Regions from separate parts of the Homo sapiens genome. Here region 2 is linked to region 1. Evidence: read pairs that join two places in POLR2A ChIA-PET (ENCODE). Cell type or tissue: MCF 10A. All regions are shown on one strand. Each heading gives the region's core, and the rest is flanking DNA. Links, peaks and the distances in the headings are about the cores only. Region 1 overlaps UNC5B (unc-5 netrin receptor B). Region 2 overlaps P4HA1 (prolyl 4-hydroxylase subunit alpha 1).

What was found. ChIA-PET counts read pairs that join two places held together with the same protein. Peaks named below come from ENCODE experiments on the same cell type or tissue, not always from the same donor. Only the 100,000 strongest peaks of a DNase experiment are listed, where the experiment ranks them.
Region 2: POLR2A ChIA-PET joins it to region 1 with 7 read pairs; 1 of 35 experiments calls an interaction of 5 or more read pairs at or near these places.

The regions. Positions count from the first base shown.
Region 1 is chr10:71,262,576-71,271,754 of GRCh38, reverse strand. All of the region lies in intron 1 of UNC5B (unc-5 netrin receptor B), which reads right to left. Among named protein-coding and RNA genes, the nearest start is that of UNC5B-AS1, 49 kb to the right of the region's middle. RefSeq lists enhancers at 312-1,031, 1,032-1,753, 1,629-1,923, 3,916-4,637, 4,829-5,822. In MCF 10A, for the core only: CTCF peaks have their summits at 1,031, 1,237 (motif pointing left) and 3,200 (motif pointing right); DNase peaks (open chromatin) are centred at 1,264 and 5,274.
Region 2 is chr10:73,072,986-73,082,164 of GRCh38, reverse strand. P4HA1 (prolyl 4-hydroxylase subunit alpha 1) reads left to right here. Exons shown (of 15, transcript NM_001017962.3): 2 at 7,250-7,357; 3 at 8,338-8,434. The coding sequence starts at 7,282. Among named protein-coding and RNA genes, the nearest start is that of P4HA1, 19 kb to the left of the region's middle. RefSeq lists an enhancer at 5,024-5,093. In MCF 10A, for the core only: no CTCF peak of the experiment used is centred there; a DNase peak (open chromatin) is centred at 5,064.

The sequences.
Region 1 (9,179 bases), core at 514-8,513:
CTGCTCCTGTGAAACGTCTCCCTCGAAGGACTGTGAGGCAGGTGAAGAAGTGGATGGGAGGCTGGGGTCGAGGCCCCAGGGCAGGTGCAGTGCTGGGATGAGCCCGGGCCTGGCTATGGGGGCCACGCTGCTTACAGAGCTGGAAAGGGCACTAGAGTCACTGGGTCACTGGCCACCCTGACTTCCACCCCCAAGGCCCTCCCTCCAGACCCTTCCTCTGGCTTTGGGTTCCTTTGGCTCAGTCTTGGGGCTAATTTTTGGTTCCTTTTCCAAGTTTCAGGTCCGATGGGGTCACTGTGATGGAGGCCTGGGCCCTGAGGAGGGGATATTCTGTTTCCCCTTCTTCTCCCAGACAAGGAGCTCAAAGCCCTTTCATCCATGCTCCTGCAGATAATAAGCATATTCCCACCACCTGGCACTGAAAATCCTGTGTGTTCCAACGAGACAGCGCACATTATTGTCAACACAATGACCCTGCGAAGCTGTTCCATTTTACAGATGCGAAAACGAGGCAGAAGAGTGAAAGGGCGTGTTCGAGGTCACAGCCACCAAAACCCAGCAGGGACAGCTATTGTTCTGTCCTCTCAGGAGCTCCCTAGCTTGCTGGAGGGGACGGGGTCTCAGCTTCCTGACTCCAGCACTTGGCTTCCCTTGCTCTGTGGACCTGCCCCTCCCAAACCGAGATCCAGGAGTAAGGCCTGGGGCCAGCCTGGCCCCCCACTCAGTGACAGGTGGCAAGCCCCCTCAGACACACACATGCCCAGCCAGGTTACATCCACAGCTATCTCTGGGGACACCCTGAGAGCCCCACCCAGGCTGGGACCACAGTGCCTTTCTCAGGGTGGGCCTTTGTTAATGCTGCTGTCCCCCTAAGGCAATGGCAGGCTCCCCACCTGTGACTCAGACCTGCTATTTTATAGGTCACCTCTCCCTGACCCAGGGTTGGCATGGGGTGAGTTTGAGCTGCAATCTTAGACTCCGCCAAGCACCCAGTTGTTCAGGTCCCATCTGGGAGGATGCCTGGTGGCTCCCTTTCCTTCACCCCACTTCCAGTCCGTGCTGCTGGAGGGACCTGGTGCTGCTAGATGAACCTGGAAGATGTGCCTCACACTGCACGACCACCCCCACCACCCGCTGCAGTCTCCAAGCCCAGGTCTTCCCGCCTGGACCCTTCCTCTCTCTGGGCTCCCTACCTTTCCTTTTGCCCCTAAAATCCACTTTCCTCTTAACACCAGAGTGATCTCATAAGAGAGAAACCCTGCCCTCTAGTGGTGTACAGCCTCCTGCGGCTTCTCTGTGACCCTGGAGAAAGTCCTAAGCTACCCAGAACCCTCTAACTTCATGGACTCACCAGTCTTCCCTCCCTCCCTCCCTGCCTCCCACCCTCCCTCCCTCCCTCCCTCCCTCCCTCCCTTCCGCAGAGTCTCATTCTGTCACCCAGGCTGGAGTGCAGCGGCATGATCTCAGCTCACTGCAACCTCCGCCTCCTGGGTTCTCCTGCATCAGCCTCCCAAGTATCTGAGATTACAGGCACATACCACCACGCCCAGCTAATTTTTGTGTCTTTAGTAGACACGGGGTTTCACCATGTTGCCCAGGCTGGTCTCGAACTCCTGACCTCAGGTGATCCACCTGCCTTGGCTTCCCAAAGTGCTGGGATTACAGGCGTGAGCCACTGCACCCGGCCAACTCACCTATCTTTCACTGTGCTCCAAGCCCCACCAGGCGTGTTTTCCTGGGACATGCCTTGCTTGTTCTAGCCTCAGCGCCTCTGCTGGTCTCTTGTTTTGGAGCGCCTCCCCCAACCCCTCCCACACACACATATTCTCTTGGCTGACTCTTTGTCATTGAGATCCCAACTCAAATGCCACCTCTCCAGTGAGGCCTTCCCTGACCACCCAGTGAAAATGCACCATTCTCTTTCCTCCCTGTGCTATCTCCCCAATGCCTTTTTTTTTCTCTTGGCAGGCTCACCTCCCTCTGGAATGACCTGCTTTGTGTATGTGTTTGTAAGCTTGCTGTCTGTTTCTGGACAGAAAGGAACTTGCCTTTCTGGAAGGCAAGTTCCTTGAGGGCCTGGGAATCTTGTTTGCGGTGTAGATGGGCCCACTGGGGACACAGGACAAGCACTGGGGTGGCAGGTGGAGGGGGAGGGAGCAGTCAGAGGGGGTTTGGGCAGCAGGAGCGGGTAGGAGGGCTGACCTGGGCTACAGGAGCCCATCCCTTGGGAAATTCCATGCTGCAGGACTCCACTAACTGATGGAACTTCACAGACCATCTAATCACTGCCCTCAAGGATGGAGACCAGAGAGGGTGTGGTCTGGCTCCAGATCACACAGCACCTGAGCAGCAGAGCCAGAAAGAGAAACTGTGCACCAGACTCCCAGGAAAGGAGAAGTTGTGGGGGGGGGACTTCATTTTTCTAAACTTTTTTTTTAATTGAAAACAGATGTTTGGGTTTATTCTGATTACAAAGGTAGTAGCCTCACTGTAAACAATCTAGAAAAAAAAAAGATGAAAATAAAAGCCGCCCCATTCCCACCCCAGCTGAGTTACACTGGATGTTGATCCTCTCTGACTTTTTTAGATGCATGAATATTTAGTTACCTAAATCTGGTCTCACCATGTAAGTTGCATATCCCATGCTTTCCCTTAAAGGCTATTGACTGAGGACTTTTGAATCATAAGCAGAACACGCTGGGCATCTCTCTCTGTCTCCCCCCACCAGCCCCCGCACGGTCACACGTGTCAGACGGGTGAGGGCCAGCTGGGCTGCCTGCTCCTGCCACGCGTTTCAGGTTGCTGGAGGAGCTGAAGGACGCAGAGCTGGCACGGGGAGTGAGGCTGGCAATGCTGTCAAGTTGGCTGTGTGTTTGGGTTCTGGGCAGGAAGATGCCCAGTGTCCTGTCACTTTCTCCCAGAAAAGTCCAAAATGCCTTGGTACAGTCTTGGGTCTAGGGGCTGCCCGGACGAGGCCAGACAGGACAGTGCTTACATCCCCATGCCGCCCTGAAAGCCCAGGGTTAAGGCTGTTCTTAGAGCACCAAGGGCACACAAATTTCCCCCGTCTCCCTCAGCGCCACGCTCTAGAACCGAACAACCCTTCCTCGCAAAGGGGAGGCAACTGCCAAACACATTTCCAAGTGGAAAAACTGCTGCAGTCCTTGCCTGTTGCCTGCTGTCAGCACCACCACCAGGAGGCAGCTCAGATCCTGGGCTATGGGGCCTTCAAAACTGCATCCAAGCCCTTCACCTCCAGTCGGGGACCCTTCACCTCCAGCTGGGGACCCTTCATCTCCAGCTGGGGACCCTGAGGCCAGACAGGGGCAATGACTTGTGCAAGGGCAAACAAACAGTCTGTGGCTGCAGCGTCACTCCTATCTTGGCATCACACTGGCATAAAAGAAGTCACAGAAAGGACAGAGAAAAAGGAGTGGCCAGACTCTGGCCTTTGCCAATCTGTGAAATGGGCATGAGAAGGAGAGGGCAAATGGGCGAGATAAACAGAGGTAGAGATGGTGCCACGAGGAGAGGGAGAAAGAGCCCCTGAGAGCGCCTGGCAGTAAGGGGTGAATAGAAGGGGTCCTTGGAACTGGGTAGGGGTTTCCCCTTGGATTTTCCTGAATGTGGAAGCCACTTGGATTCCTGCTCAGTCCCCAGGGGTGAGGGAGGAAGGCAGCCATCTCTGGCCTCCATTCCCAAGGCAGGACTGGGGCTCAGGTTCCATGGGCCCCGGGGAGGCCAGGCCTTGTAGACTCAGAGTCCCAGGAACATCCTGGGGACCTCAGAGGAGTAGTAACTTGCCTCAGATCACACAGCAGTTAGGAGGCCAAGCCAGGACTGGAATGTGGGCATCCTGGCATGCAGGCCATGGTTCCTGTGTTTGCCTCTCTGGTCCCAGTGCTGGGAAAGACCCCGGCCCTGGGTTTGGGTGAGCAGCTGAGTTGTCAGCTGGTGAGATATGGGGAGACAGGTGGCACTGGCCAAAGGGAAGGCCTGTGTGGCTGCACAGATGCACTTCAAGGGAGGCAGATGGTGAGCAAGCACTCACTCCCATTCATTCATTCATTCATTCACTCATTCATCAAACACTTCCTGGGGGCCTCCTCTTGACCATGCCTGTGGTGAGGCTCAGAGAGCAATAACCAAGCTTCAGTTCCACAAGTGGGAAGCTCACAGCAAATTTTCAAGGTTAAGAATCCAGACATCGAGACTTCTTAGACCAGTGCCCAGTCTGCCTCCAGCCTACCCCCATAGCCATGTAATGGTCCCTTTGCCTGCCCACCCACCATCAGTGCAGAAATCACTCCATAGCTCTTTCAGTAGCTGTCTCCTCCTCGGCCAAGGAATCAGCTCACTTTCTCTAGGAAGCAGGCTTTAACTACTTCCAACTTGATGACTATAGGGATTTTTCAATCTCCAGGCTCTTATAATCCCATGCGCTTCTTGAGGTGAAATGCGTTGGTGCTGTCAGTGACTCACAAGACAACCCCTGGGCAGCCACTTCCCTCTGGGCCTCAATTTTCCTTTCTGAGAAATGGGACCACTTTTACTTGCTTTGACTGACAGGGCTGTTGGAAACACCAAAGTCAGAAGTACAAAAATATTTTGCCAGCTGGGCAGCCCTATGCACTAGCTAATTTCTATTACAGGAGTCCCCGTATCTGTGGGGGATACGTTCCAAGACCCCCCGTGGATGCCTGAAAACTTGAATAGTACCAAGCTCTAGACAGATGATTTTTTTTTCGATCTGATAATGGAGACAGCCACTGAGTGACTAAGTGACGGATGGTGTATACAGTGTGGACACCCTGGACAAAGGGATGGTTCACATCCTGGGCAGGATGGAGTGAGACAGTGGGAGATTCCATCATGCTACTCAGAATCACACACAATTTAAAATGTGTGAACTGCTGATTTCTGGAATGTTCTGTTTAATATTTTGGTGTCACAGTTGGCCATGGGTAACTGAAACTGTGGACAGGGAGACCTCGAGTAAGGGGGGAATATTGTACTCCATTCTCAGGAAAAAACAGTGAGTGGACCTTCCAGGCTGCCAGGGTCCCGGCGAGCCCCACACCTCACCTCCACCCCTGCCCCAGCCTCCCAGCTGCTGCCTTGGCCCACTCTGTGATGACACAGAGCTGCAAAAGGCTGATGCAAGCTAGAAGGAGGGAATGAAACAGACTCGTGTGGGGCGGATGGAGTGCCGTCTCCAGCCCCGAGGGACGCCCGTCCCTGCTCCCGCCTGCTTGTTTGCACCTGCTGATGTAATCGCTGGGCCGCCTTGGCTCAGGGCTCGGCCCGCTCCCCATGTCCTCTGAGTGAGCAGCAGAGGAAGGGTGCAAGGGCCAGAGGGCAGGCATCCAGCTGAGGACACCGTGAGAGGGCTCCTCCAGGAGGGGCACCAGGAAGCGGGGAGGGTGAAGGGGAGCAAAAAGCCCAAAACCTGCAGGAGGTTAGCCAAGGAGAAGGCGCTCTGGAGTGCGTGGGACCTGCTTCAATCCCATCCTGCCCCCATTTGCTGGGGGAACCACCCCCTGCCTCTGAGCCTGGTTCCCCTCACAGCTGCAGGATCTCATGAAATGAGCCTGGTACATGTCAGGCACTAAGTTTGTCAGTTCCCTTCTAGGGATTTCTTGAGGAGGGATAAGGAAGTATGAGGTAGGGGTGAAAAAAGAAAGGATAGAAGCACGGCCTAGTGACAGGAAATACCAGAACACTTTTGGGCCACCAGTTCAGTGGGTGACTCTGGGCCCTAGTCTTAGCTCCTGGGACCTCGGTTTGTTTCTCTGTAGAATAGGTGCACCTTCACCGTTCCCACCTCACAGAGATAGCTAGAGGCCAGAGGTGTGAAAGAAAGTGTGGCATCACACTAAGGCATGTGGCCAGCATGGGGGACCTGGGGACAGCCAGCAGTGGGGGTGGGGTGGTGCCTCACCAAGAGCCTGGGGTTCCCAGAGGCTGGGCAGGCCCTTACCAAGCAGTGGAAGCACAGGGAAGGTGGAGCCCGTCCACTGTGCTCGCTGCCCGGCTGGCCCAGAGCCTCTCCTTAGGGAGGAAGAGGAGCGCACGGCTCCCCTGAGGCCTCCAATCACCATTGAAAACACACGGGTGGAGGGGAAGAGAGCAAAGACATGTTCCTGGAAGCTGCCAGGCCACAGCATGCAGCTGAAGCCCCCATGAGCCCAGGGTCTGGGGATCGCCACATCACCAGACCGTCATTCTCAGAGCTGGTTTCCCTGAGAAAGCGGCGGAGAAAAGTTCTTAGTTCACGCGTCTCTTTGGTTGGCATCATAAGCTCAGGGAAGACAGGGAGCCCCTGCTAGACAGGGCAGGCCAGGTGGGGAGGAAATGTCCATCCCAGACACCCCTGATGCCCTCAGCCTGCAAGGGTTACCTCTGTTACCCGGGCCCCCAGTCCCGCCAGGTTGCCCTAGAGGGGAAGCTTCACCCCAGCTGGGATTAAACGGCTTCCCTGGCCACAAAGAACCACCTTTCCCTTTAGTACCTCTTCAGTGCTAGCAGGTAATTCAGGTAATGAGTTAACAGCTACCATTTACAGTGCTAACTAGCTCTCAGGTTCTGCGCCAAGTACTTGGAATAATTATCTAACTGAACCCTCCCCGCAACTCTTTCTGGTAGGTATTCTTATCATTAGCCCCAGTTTGCAGGCACAGGGAGATTAAGTTACTTGTCTAATGTCACAGAGCAGGGTTGTCAGCATTTGAATCTGGGTCTCTTTGACTTTAAGCCCATACTCTTTTTTTTTTTTTTTTTTTTATAGAGACAGGGGTCTCACTATGTTGCCCAGGCTGGTCCCAAACTCCTGGGCTCCAGCAATCCTCCTATTTCGGCTTCCCAAAGTGCTGGGATTACAGGTACGAGCCATGGCGCCCGGCCAAGTCCATCCTCTTTAACCTTGGTGCCAGTGGTACTCAAACCATGGCCTGCACCAGGACCACCTGGAGTGCTCGCTAAAACCCAGGCTCCTGCCCCCAAGTTCTGATTCAGTCGGTGTGGGGTGGGCCTTGAGAATGTACATTTCTAAGAAATGTCTAGGTGCTGCCGCCAGTCCACACACGGCTCTATGCTCTCTTGCCTCCCGACAGAAATATCAAACGCTTAGTGCACATAATGGTGCTTAACATATGTCAGCTTCCTTTTCCTTAACACTTCTATGATTCAGCTGGAGACTTTTCAAAAGGAGCTGAAGGAATTACACAGCAGCATGGTGCCAGGCTTTCGCTATCTGAGCCGGAATCAGGACCTGCTGTGTGGCAATAACAATAAATGATGGCCATCACCTGTGTTCCTGCAAATTCGCCTCTCTGGGCCTCCATTTCCTTCTCTGCAGAATGGGGTAATAGTATTTCTAGCATGGATTAGACATGTTAATACACGCAATGAGCTTAGAGGAGTGCTGGGCATGTTAAAAAGACTTAATGAACAAAAGCGGCATTCTTGTTTTTATTATTACCATTGCTAATACCTATATCTTCTACATTATTTCATTTAATTGTTGCAGCAATCTTATGAGGTTGGTATCAATAGCCATCTCTATTGTTTATCTAAAGTTGTACAAAGTCAGACAGTTACTAAGTGGCAGAGGAAAGATTCTAAGCCAGGTTTGCCACCCCAATGGCAGGAACTATCCACCATTAGCAAATAGGGATGCCCATTCTGACTGCTTCCTCTGGAAAGGATAAAGAGTTATTTTCTTATATTTCCAGCAATTTCTTCTAGTTCAACATTCCCCATTCCCTGCCACCCATTTAGCTCAGAGTACATCAATATCACTGGTGAAGGAAGAATGTCTCAAATGGGGCAACCAGAAGCTGTGTCAGCCACCAATGCTTGGTGACTTTGGGCAGCTAGACTCCCTCCCTGTCTGTCTGTTTGTCCCCTGGTACCTTACTGGGCACCCCTGTGGCTCAAGGACTGGCTTGGTGTTGGCTAGCCCAGCCCCTGGGAGAGGGGATGGTCATTTGCTTCTCCTGAGAAGCCCTGCCCCCAAGTCCTCTGGGATTCCAAGTTCAAAACAATAGAGGCTTCAGGTTGCCCTTGATGTAAAGGTTTAGTAGGTGGCTAATTTTAGCTGAGAAATACTCGGCATTTTCCCAGCCGCTGTCACTGCCGCACTCCGTGTTGGACAAATGGCCTTGGTTTTCCTCTCTGATTGTTCTCGGCTGGGGGCTGGGGGCTGGCTCTATCTAGCTCAGGACAATTCTCTTTGTGTCTGCTTCCGGGTGGCTCTTAATAACTCAGAGAAGGGGATGGGATGTCTGGAGCTCTCAGCTCGAGCTCTCTGGCCCCCTCCCCCGTGCCCTGGCTGCCTTTCAGTCATCAGGGGCATCCCGAAAAGTGGCATTTGAACAGAACTTGCTGGACTCCTCAAAACCTCAGGCTTGGGGAGGGAGGGCTTGTGGCCTGAAGGGGCCTCCCTTTGGACAGATGAGGAAACTGAGGCCCACAGAGGGTGTGACTAGCCTGAGGCCACACAGTTCCTGGCAGAGCTGGGCCTGAGCACCAAGTCTACAGACTTAGTCCAGTGCTCTTTGTATGACATGCAGGAGAAACCCCACTGCCTCCACCCCGGTGTGGGGACACCTCAGAACGTAGGATGCCCAGGCTGCAAGCCTCCATGGAGACACCTGGAATGCTGCCTTCCCACCCCTACCTGGCTAAACCCTGTTCCTTCTCCAGGTATCACCTTAAAGTTCACTTCCCCAGAGAGCCCTGACTGCACCACTCCCACCTAAACCAGGGCCCTGGCTCTTCGTCTGGCATCTCTTTTCCTTATTACCCTCATTACCTTTTCAAGTTATATACTTATTTGTGTATTTCCTTTAATGTCTGTGCCCCCATCGACTGTGTGGTCCCAGGGCAGAGGCTCAGTGACAGCCACACATTTAACCTGCGTGGGCAGCCAACAGTCTGACAGGGTTCTGGGGGAGGGTCCTGGGGCCCTGCTGTGCCAAGTGAGGCCCAGGGGGTTCAGGGGAGTGACTGGGGTGACTAGAGGGTAATCAAGGCTCATGATGGTGGCCATTTGCCATCAATGTGGACTTCTTCAGATATTTCCAGCAGCAAGATGGCTTTAATGTGCTTTCTCCTTGAACATCATTTCTGGCTGGATGGCACCTGTTTACCCACTGCTGTAACCCAGTGCCAGCCTG
Region 2 (9,179 bases), core at 98-8,097, 1.8 Mb before region 1:
CACTTAAATTAGCCTACAGTTGGGCAAAATCATCTAACAAAGCCTATTTTATAATAAAGTGTTGAATAGCTCATGTAATTTATTGAATATTGTACCGAAAGTGAACCACAGAATGGTTGTGGGGTCAAAGTATGTTTTGTTTTTGTTTTGAGACGGAGTCTCGCTCTGTTGCCCAGGCTAGAGTGTGGTGGTGCCATCTTGGCTCACTGTAAACTCCACCTCCCAGGTTCAGGCGATTCTTCTGCCTCAGCCTCCTGAGTTACTGGAATTGGAGGCACACGCTACCACGCCCATAGTAGAGACAGGGTTTCACCCTGTTTGTCAGGCTGGTCTCGAACTCCTGACCTCGTGATCCGCCAGCCTCCGCCTCCCAAAGTGCTGGGATTACAGGCGTGAGCCACTGTGCCTGGCCCAAAGTATGTTTTTTATTGAATGGCATATCACTTTTGCACCATCATAAAGTTGAAAAATCCTAAGTCAAACTGTCCTATGTTGGGGATCATTTGTATTTACTATATGGTAGAACTTTTAAGATCTGTTCCCAGGTTTGATTGACCTGTTGAGTCTGTGGGACTGGACTTCCCTGGAATAAGAACTGTAGGAAAGTTTTGTGTTTGGATGAATGTAAACTTCACATTTATTTTTATCCAGGCCTACCTGAAAATGTTTTCTGGTAGGATTTCTTCCATACTGCTTTTTTTCTTATAGTTTAAAAAATGTAATATGCTACCAAACATTATAAGTAATATACATGTATGTTACAAAAATTATATAATAAACACTTTTGAACCTATCTAACCAATAACCTAAATATTATCAATAACTTATTCATACTGTTGCAACACCAAGTTTTATTCCAGTGTAAGTTTATCTTTGGATCTTTGACTCTTCTTGGGTTTTCTTTTCTTTCTTCCTCCTATTCCTCCTCCCTCCCTCCTCTTTGTCTTTTTAAAAATTAAGACAAGTCTTTTCAGGGATGCTATCTGAGATTAGTCTTTCTTTTAAAGGAGATTGCATCCATTTTGACCCATTAATTTCTTTTTCAAGCTTGTTTGAATATTTAGAACAGGAGGCATTTATATTTTATAATTTTTGATAAAGTCATAATGTCTTTTGGGATACTTGACTCTTAAATGTTCTATAATGATTCTCTTTGCAAGCTGCTTTCTGAATGAAGGTAGAATAAATAGAAGTGAGACACCATAAGGAAACCATTGTTTGTTTTGTTTTTGTTTTTGAGATGGAGTCTCGCTCTGTTGCCCAGGCTGGAGTGCAGTGGCGCAATCTCAGCTCACTGCAACCTCCACCTCCCGGGTTCAAGTGATTCTCCTGCCTCAGCCTCCCGAGTAGCTGGGACTACAGGTGTGTGCCAACATGCCTGGCTAATTTTTTGTATTTTTAGTAGAGACGGGGTTTCACTGTGTTAGCCAGGCTGGTCTCAAACTCCTGACCTCAAGCAATCTGCCTGCCCGCTTCTGCCTCCCAAAGTACTGGGATTACAGGTGTGAGCCACCATGCCCGGCTAGAAACCATTGTTAAAAAAACCTGTGATTGATACGTTTGGCTATTAACATGTCACTTAAAGTTTCTGAATGAATGTGGATGAATGAGACATAGTGCTAAAACAGATTAGAGAACCATTCTCTAGAGTAATTAGACATTCAGTTGTACTTTTACATAAGATAAATTGAAGTAAAATCTATTTTAAATGCAGAGGTGATTTCATAGGGTTGTTTGCTGTATCCAGTGGTTCTCAGACTGTGATCCCCCAGCCAGCACTATCAGCATTGCCTGGAAACTTGTGCAAATTATCTCGACTTTTCAGACCTTTAGGTGATTCTGATAGAGCTAAAGTTTGAGAAGCACTGCCATATAGGTCTATCTTCATTTTTATTATCTAGCTTGGGTAGGCATGTTAGTTTGGAATAATGTTGTATGGGTCTGAACTTCCTATTGTAAGTGACAGAAATCCAACTTGAATTAGCTTAAGCAAAAAGGAATTTAAAGGCTTTCTTAGGTGGGCTGGGAGATTATTGTAGTAGCTTACAGATTCAAAGCAATAGTTGCAAAGAATCAGGGCCCTGGGGGTTGAAACTGTTTGTCTCTGTATGACTTTGTCCTGTTTATAGATCCTAGACAAGTGAGAAAGATGGTCACAGGAGAGCCCCAAGTTCACATCCTCTGAGCTTAGCAACTCCAGAAAGAGCTGCTTTCTACCATTCACAAGGCCATCCCTCAACCGTTATGTTAATGAGAATGAAAGTCAATGATTGACCTAGTCTGGGTCTTATATCTAAGTGTAGGAGGAAATAGAATGGGAAAGTGTGCTACTTTGGCAGCCTAGTTCACTGCTAGATAATAGGGTTGCTTTCAAAGTATCGTTATTTTTATTTTTATTGTTATTTATTTATTTATTTATTTTGAGACAAAGTCTCACTCTTGTCTCCCAGGCTGGAGTGCAATGGCGAGATCTCAGCCCACAGGAACCTCCGCCTCCTGGGTTCAAGCGATTCTCCTGCCCCAGCCTCCTGAGTAGCTGGGATTATAGGCGCCTGCCACCACGCCCGGCTAATTTTTGTATTTTTGGTAGAGACGGGGTTTCACCATGTTGGCCAGGCTGGTTTCGAACTCCTCACCTCAGGTGATCCATCCACCTTGGCCTCCCAAAGTGCTGGGATTACAGGCGTGAGCCACCGCTCCTGGCCTTACTGTTGTTTTTACGGGTATAGAGTCTCTGTCACCCAGGCTAGAGTGCGGTAGCACATTCATGGCCCGCTGCAGCCTCTACCTCCCAGGCTCAAGTGATCTTCCAGCCTCAACCTACTGAGTAGCTGGGACTACTACCACACCTGGCTATTTTTAAAAATTTTTTATAGAGTTGGGGTCTCCTTGTGTTGCCTGGGCTGGTTTCGAACTCCTGGCCTACAGTGATCCTCCCACCTTAGCCTCCCAAAGTGTTGGGATTATAGGCATGAGCCACTGCACCCAGTTTAGGCTTAAGTATCTTTGAAAAAGAGAAAGTGAAATGTAGAGGCTTATAGAACTACAAGATGGAACATGCTCAAAACCTTATATTATTTGTTAGCTACTCTTTTGTTAGAGAGTAATTAACTACTTCTTTAAAAGTTTAGGGTATCTTAATATGAGAGTTAATGCTTTAGGTTTATTATTTTGTACGAAGTTAATTTTTTTGTCACTATAAAAATATATTATAGGAGGTCTGGAAAATACAGAGATATAAAAGAAAATTACCAGCCGGGCGCGGTGGCTCACGCCTGTAATCCCAGCACTTTAGGAGGCCGAGGCAGGCAGATCACCTGAGGTCAGGAGTTTGAGACCAGCCTGGCCAATGTGGCAAAACCCCGTCTCTACTAAAAATACAAAAATTAGCTGGGCGTGTTGGCAGGTGCCTATAATCCCAGCTACTTGGGAGGCTGAAGCAGGAGAATCGCTTGAACCCGGGAGGCGGAGGTTGCAGTGAGCTGAGATTGCGCTACTACACTCCAGCCTGGGCAACAGAATGAGACTCTGTCTCCAAAAAAAAAAAAAAAAAAAAAAAAAAAATTACCTACTGCTTTGCTAACCAGAGACAATTACACTTTGGTGAATTTCCTCTGCATATGTTCTTGCATAGTTATGACTGTATTATGATGTTAATTTTTCTTCGTTTTGACCAGTGTTAATTTATTTATAACTTTGTGTTGGGGTAATGAAAACATAATCTTAGTCAATATAGATTCCACCAAGGTTGTATGATAATTTTTAAATCTTGTTTTTTCATTTAACTCTACAAGTTAAAGGATGTGTTCATTTTAAGTTTCTTGGCATATAACAACATTAAATAATTTTGCTTGTTAATTGTTCACTTGATGGGCAAAAATGGTTTCTTATTTTGTGTCATTAATTACTAATAAGTTTGAGCATTTTTTGTTGAGCTAACTACTTTTCCTTTTTGTGAGTTCCAAGTTCTATATCTACTTGTCTATTAACATCTTAGTGGTTTTCTTATTGATTTGTATGAACTCCTTAAAAGTGCTCTATTTTCTTTAAATGGTTTTCTAGTTTGAGTTTTAAAGGTTTTTTTTTTTTTTTTTTTGACACATAAGCTTATTTTGTGTATTCAGATTCCATCTGGCTTTTGATAGGTTGTTTTCTTTCTCTCTTTTTTTTTTTTTTGAGATGGGGTCTCACTTTATTGCCCAGACTGGAGAGCAGTGACAAGATCATGGCTCACTGTAGCCTCAACTTCCTGGTCTCAAGTGATCCTCCTACGTTAGCCTCCCAAGTAGCTGGGACCACAGGTGTATGCCACCGTACCCAGCTAATTTTTTGATTTTTTTTTTTTTTGTAGAGATGAAGTCTTGCTATGTTGCCCGGCCTGGTCTCAAACTCCTGAGCTCAAGTGATCCTCTTTCCTTGGCCTCCCAAAGTACTGGGATTACAGGTGTGAACCACTGTGCCCAGGCATTTTCTTATTTTTAAGTTTAGAAATTCTCTGCTTTTAGAGATCTGATAACTATTCTGTTGTTGCTATTTGTTTTACTTTGTTTTGTTGATTATAACTATTTAATCCATCCTAGAATTCATTTTGAAACATTATGTAAGGTAAAGATATTTATTCTTTTTACGATTGTTTTGAATTTTTATGTAGGCTCTGTCATTCTTAAAATATTTTCAAGCTATTCGAAGAAAAATACCATCTTAAGCTGCTTTTTAGTTATTTCTGTAGGCTAATGGTTTTTAATTCCTTGTGAGATTTAAGGACAATGAAAGATGACAAAAAAACTTTAGTGACAATATATTTTAGCAATGGCAAAATAACCTCTTTTCTGACAAATCTAAACTCTCTTATCAGAGTTAAAAGTTTAGACAACATTTGTGATTAGCCTTCTGTTAACAGTGAAAACATTTGTATTTTCTGCAAATAGCATTTATCCATGAAGAAAATTAGAATAGAAGTATGTTTAAACAGAAAATTCTAGACTCTTCTTCAGACAGCTCAGGCTTTTCAAAAAGCCTTGTGCTTTGGCAGGAGCCCAGGAGAGGAAGTGTCTACATCTGCTACATTCTAGAAGCCTTCCCCAAATCACTGTAAGGTAGCCAAAAGAGCAGTGTATTTCCTTACTGTGTGGTTCTGGAAGTAACTGGAAGTTTGCAGCAAACTCGAGGGAGGAGACTAGGGAGTACTTCCAGTTTTTGTGGTGATCTGTTTTTATTGAGATTCAAGTTAGGGGGCAGTGGGGTTATTTTTTAGCTCTTGTAGAACGGGGAGCTTTCAATTTGAACCTGAGCCTTTTGGTTTAGCTCACGTCACATAGGAAGACGAGTCAGAGGGGCCTGCACAAAGAGAAACAGGTTGACAAGTCAGGGTAACTAATGGGAGCCTGTTACTGGGGCAAACTATACTGTAATGTAACTTATTCTCCTGTAAGGTAATAAGAAAGACAAAGTTCATGTTTGTAGGGGAGAAGGAGCAAGAGAAGAGTGCTAGCAGGGCATCTGGGAAAGTGAGGTAAAGCCTTTCTGTTGGTTAGTTTATATCCTCATCTGCCATGAAGAATCCTCACTAGAAAAGACGGTGCTATCATGGATATAGAGGAAAAACACTAATGGGCTTTGCTGCCAGGTTTAAAAAAAGAAAAGAGGCCATAGACATGTCTTAGGCTAAGTTTTTTTTTACATAGAACACAGTTGATAAGAGAAACAAAACTGAAGTCTGGGTCCTTTGAGAGAAAATACTAGTTTAAATGGACATGGCTGTTTATTCGTTTTGGATTCTCTACAACTTAAAAAAAAAAAAAAAACAGGCACAGTGGTACAGACCTGTATTTCCAGCTACTCAGGAGGCTGAGGTGGGAGGATGATTTGAGCCCAGGAGTTTGAGTTCAACTTGGACAACATAACAAGACCCCTGTCTCTTAAAAAAACAAACTAAGTCAAACCAAGAGAACAGTGTCATTGCAATATAATTCATATACCTTATAATTCACCCATTTAGTATTCATGATTCAATGGTTTTTAGTACTTTCACAGAGTCATTCCACCATCAGTCACCACAGTCAATTTTATTTTATTTATTCATGTTTTTTAGAGATGGGGTCTTGCTGTATTGCCCAAGCTGGCTTTGAACTCCTGGGTTCAAGTGATCCTCCTGCCTCAGCCTCCCAAGTAGCTGGGACTCCAGGCACCTGCCACTGTGCCTGGCCAGTCAATTTTAGAACATTTTATTGACCCCAAATCTACAACTTTTGATTGAATTTATTTTAAAAAGTTAAGCTATATAGGAAAAAGATGGGCCGGGTGCCGTGGCTCACGCCTGTAACCCTAGAACTTTGGGAGGATGAGGTGGGCGGATCACCTGAGGTCAGGAGTTTTGAGACTGTCACACACACACATACACACATACACACACACACACACACTATATATATATATAAAATATATATGAAAAAGATGGAACAAATTAGGAATTTTAAGGATTAACAGAAAGCTCTGAAATATTTTTCCTTTAAAATGTATTCTAACATTTTGAAAATGTATTGGTAATATTTAATATTTAAATTGATAAGTTGGTACATTTTTATGAGAAAGTCATAGGATAGGTCTAAATCACAGAGAAAACTTATTTTTCAGGCTATATGAAAAAGCCACCTACTATTCAATTACTCTAATTGTAATAGTGACTAAGGAGAACAAACTCAGCTTGAATTTTTAAGCATAAATTATCAGGTGATAACAAACATACATTTTTATCTAATATGGGTGCGTTGGCTCACACTTATAATCCCAGCACTTTGGGAGGCTGAGGCGGGTGGATAACTTGAGGCCAGGAGTTCGAGACCAGCCTGGCCAACATAGCAAAACCTTGTCTCTGCTAAAAAGACAAAAAGTTAGCTGGGTGTGGTGGCACACACCTTTGGTCCCAACTACTTAGGAGGCTGAGGCATGAGAATCGCTTGAACCCGGGAGGTGGAGGTTGCCGTGAGCCAAGATCACACCATGGCACTCCAGCCTGGGCGACAGAGACTCTGTTTCAAAAGAGAAAAACACAAAAAAGAAATGTCATGGTAGTACTCTCATTATATGAAAAACAAGATAGTAGCTATTATTAAACAATTGATAATAACTAACATCAATTTTATGGGCAACCTTGGAATCTTTTACTTTTTCATAGAAATAATAGATAAGGAACTTTTCCTTCTCTTTGTATTTTTTAAGTAATGGCTGCATTTCTCTCTTTCTTTTGTAGGTGTGTGATCCTGTAAAATTAAATCTTCCAAGATGATCTGGTATATATTAATTATAGGAATTCTGCTTCCCCAGTCTTTGGCTCATCCAGGCTTTTTTACTTCAATTGGTAAGTCTTACTACTTGTTGTTTTTTGTTGGTTTTGCATTTTTTAATTTCCATTTTTTAGTGTTTTAAAATCAGCAAAAACAAATACAGTGTATTCCTAGAGTATAGGTTTATTCCCTGCCCCCTAAAAGGTCCTTTTTTAATAATTTGACATTTTCTTTATTTTTTATTACAAAAATGATACATATTGAAGTTAAAATAATTTAATGCATATACTTAGTCTTTTTCAGTGCACAGATATACAAGTAATATACTGCATATATATCTAATCTGCTTTTTCCACTTAATCTACTGTGAACACAAGTTTTTTTTTGTATTTATAACTTAAAAAATATTTTATCATTATTATTTTGAATAGAGACAGGGTCTCACCATGTTGACCAGGCTGGTCTTCAACTCCTGGCCTCAAGGGATTCTCCTGGCTGGGCCTCCAAAGTGCTGGGATTACGACAGGCATGAGCTGCCACGCCTGGCCCATAAGTATTATATACTTATGACTCTTGATTCCAGTATATAAAATGATGGGTTCTCGCATCCTGTTATAAATAACAGATTATTTGAAACTTTTTTAGTGTGGCTTTTATTAATTAAATAAAAATTTAATTCTAATTAGTCTCAAAAACAAAGGTAAGGTAAAGGGGAACTAAAGAAGTAAAGGTAAAGGTGAAGAAACATTAATCTTTGGAAAGTAGTGTTGATTTGCAATTTAAAAATACATTTGTAGATATAAAGACAATTTGCTAGCACAGTCTAAAGCTTGCAAAATCAAGTGGCTTAAAAATTAGAACTGGAACAGTTGATTAGAAAAGTTTTTGGCTTTATTTTGGTTTATCTGGTAAAAAGGAAGAAAAGATAGTCTCCAGCATATCTGATTCATGCCAGTTAAATTGTCTCATAGAATGAAACAGTCTCAATCATTCTTATTCTTAACATACTTGTGTTGAAGGATATGAGTATTTGATAACCTTCTTCCCCTTCTAGGTCAGATGACTGATTTGATCCATACTGAGAAAGATCTGGTGACTTCTCTGAAAGATTATATTAAGGCAGAAGAGGACAAGTTAGAACAAATAAAAAAGTAAGCAAAATGTTTGCTTATTATGACTCTGACTCAACCTGGATGTTTTCTTTCTCAAGCTAAAATATTCTTTAAGTAGAAATGAAACCCATTTTTGAGTCTTACAAAGCCAGTTGCAATGGCTAAAATAGGAGTATAGAGAACAAGTTAGGCTTGGGCCAACTTTCACATGGAAGAATATGGGTTGGGATAAGAATATGGATAGATACCAGCCGGATGCGGTGGCTCATGCCTGTAATCCCAGCACTTTGGGAGGCCGAGGAGGGTGGATCACTTGAGGCCAGGAGTTCAAGACCAGCCTGGCCAATGTGGTGAAACCCTGTCTCTACTAAAAACACAAAACTAGTCGGGTGTGGTAGCATGTGCCTGTAATCCCAGCTGCTTGGGAGGCTAAGGTGGGAGAATCACTTGAACCCGGGAGGTGGAGGCTGCAGTGAGCCAAGATTGTGCCACTGCACTCCAGCCTAGGCTACAGAGCCAGACTCTATCTCAAAAAAAAAAAAAAAAAAAGAATATGGATGGATACAGGAAGCTGACTGATACATTTTTTTTTTTTTTTTTGTGACAGAGTCTTGCTCTGTTGCCCAGGCTGGAGTGCAGTGGCATGATCGTGGCTCACTGCAACCTCCACCTTCCAGGTTCAAGTGATTCTCTTGCCTCAGCCTCCCAAGTAGCTGGGATTACAGGTGTGCGCCACCATGCCCGGGTAATTTTTGTATTTTTAGTAGAGACGGGGTTTTGCCAT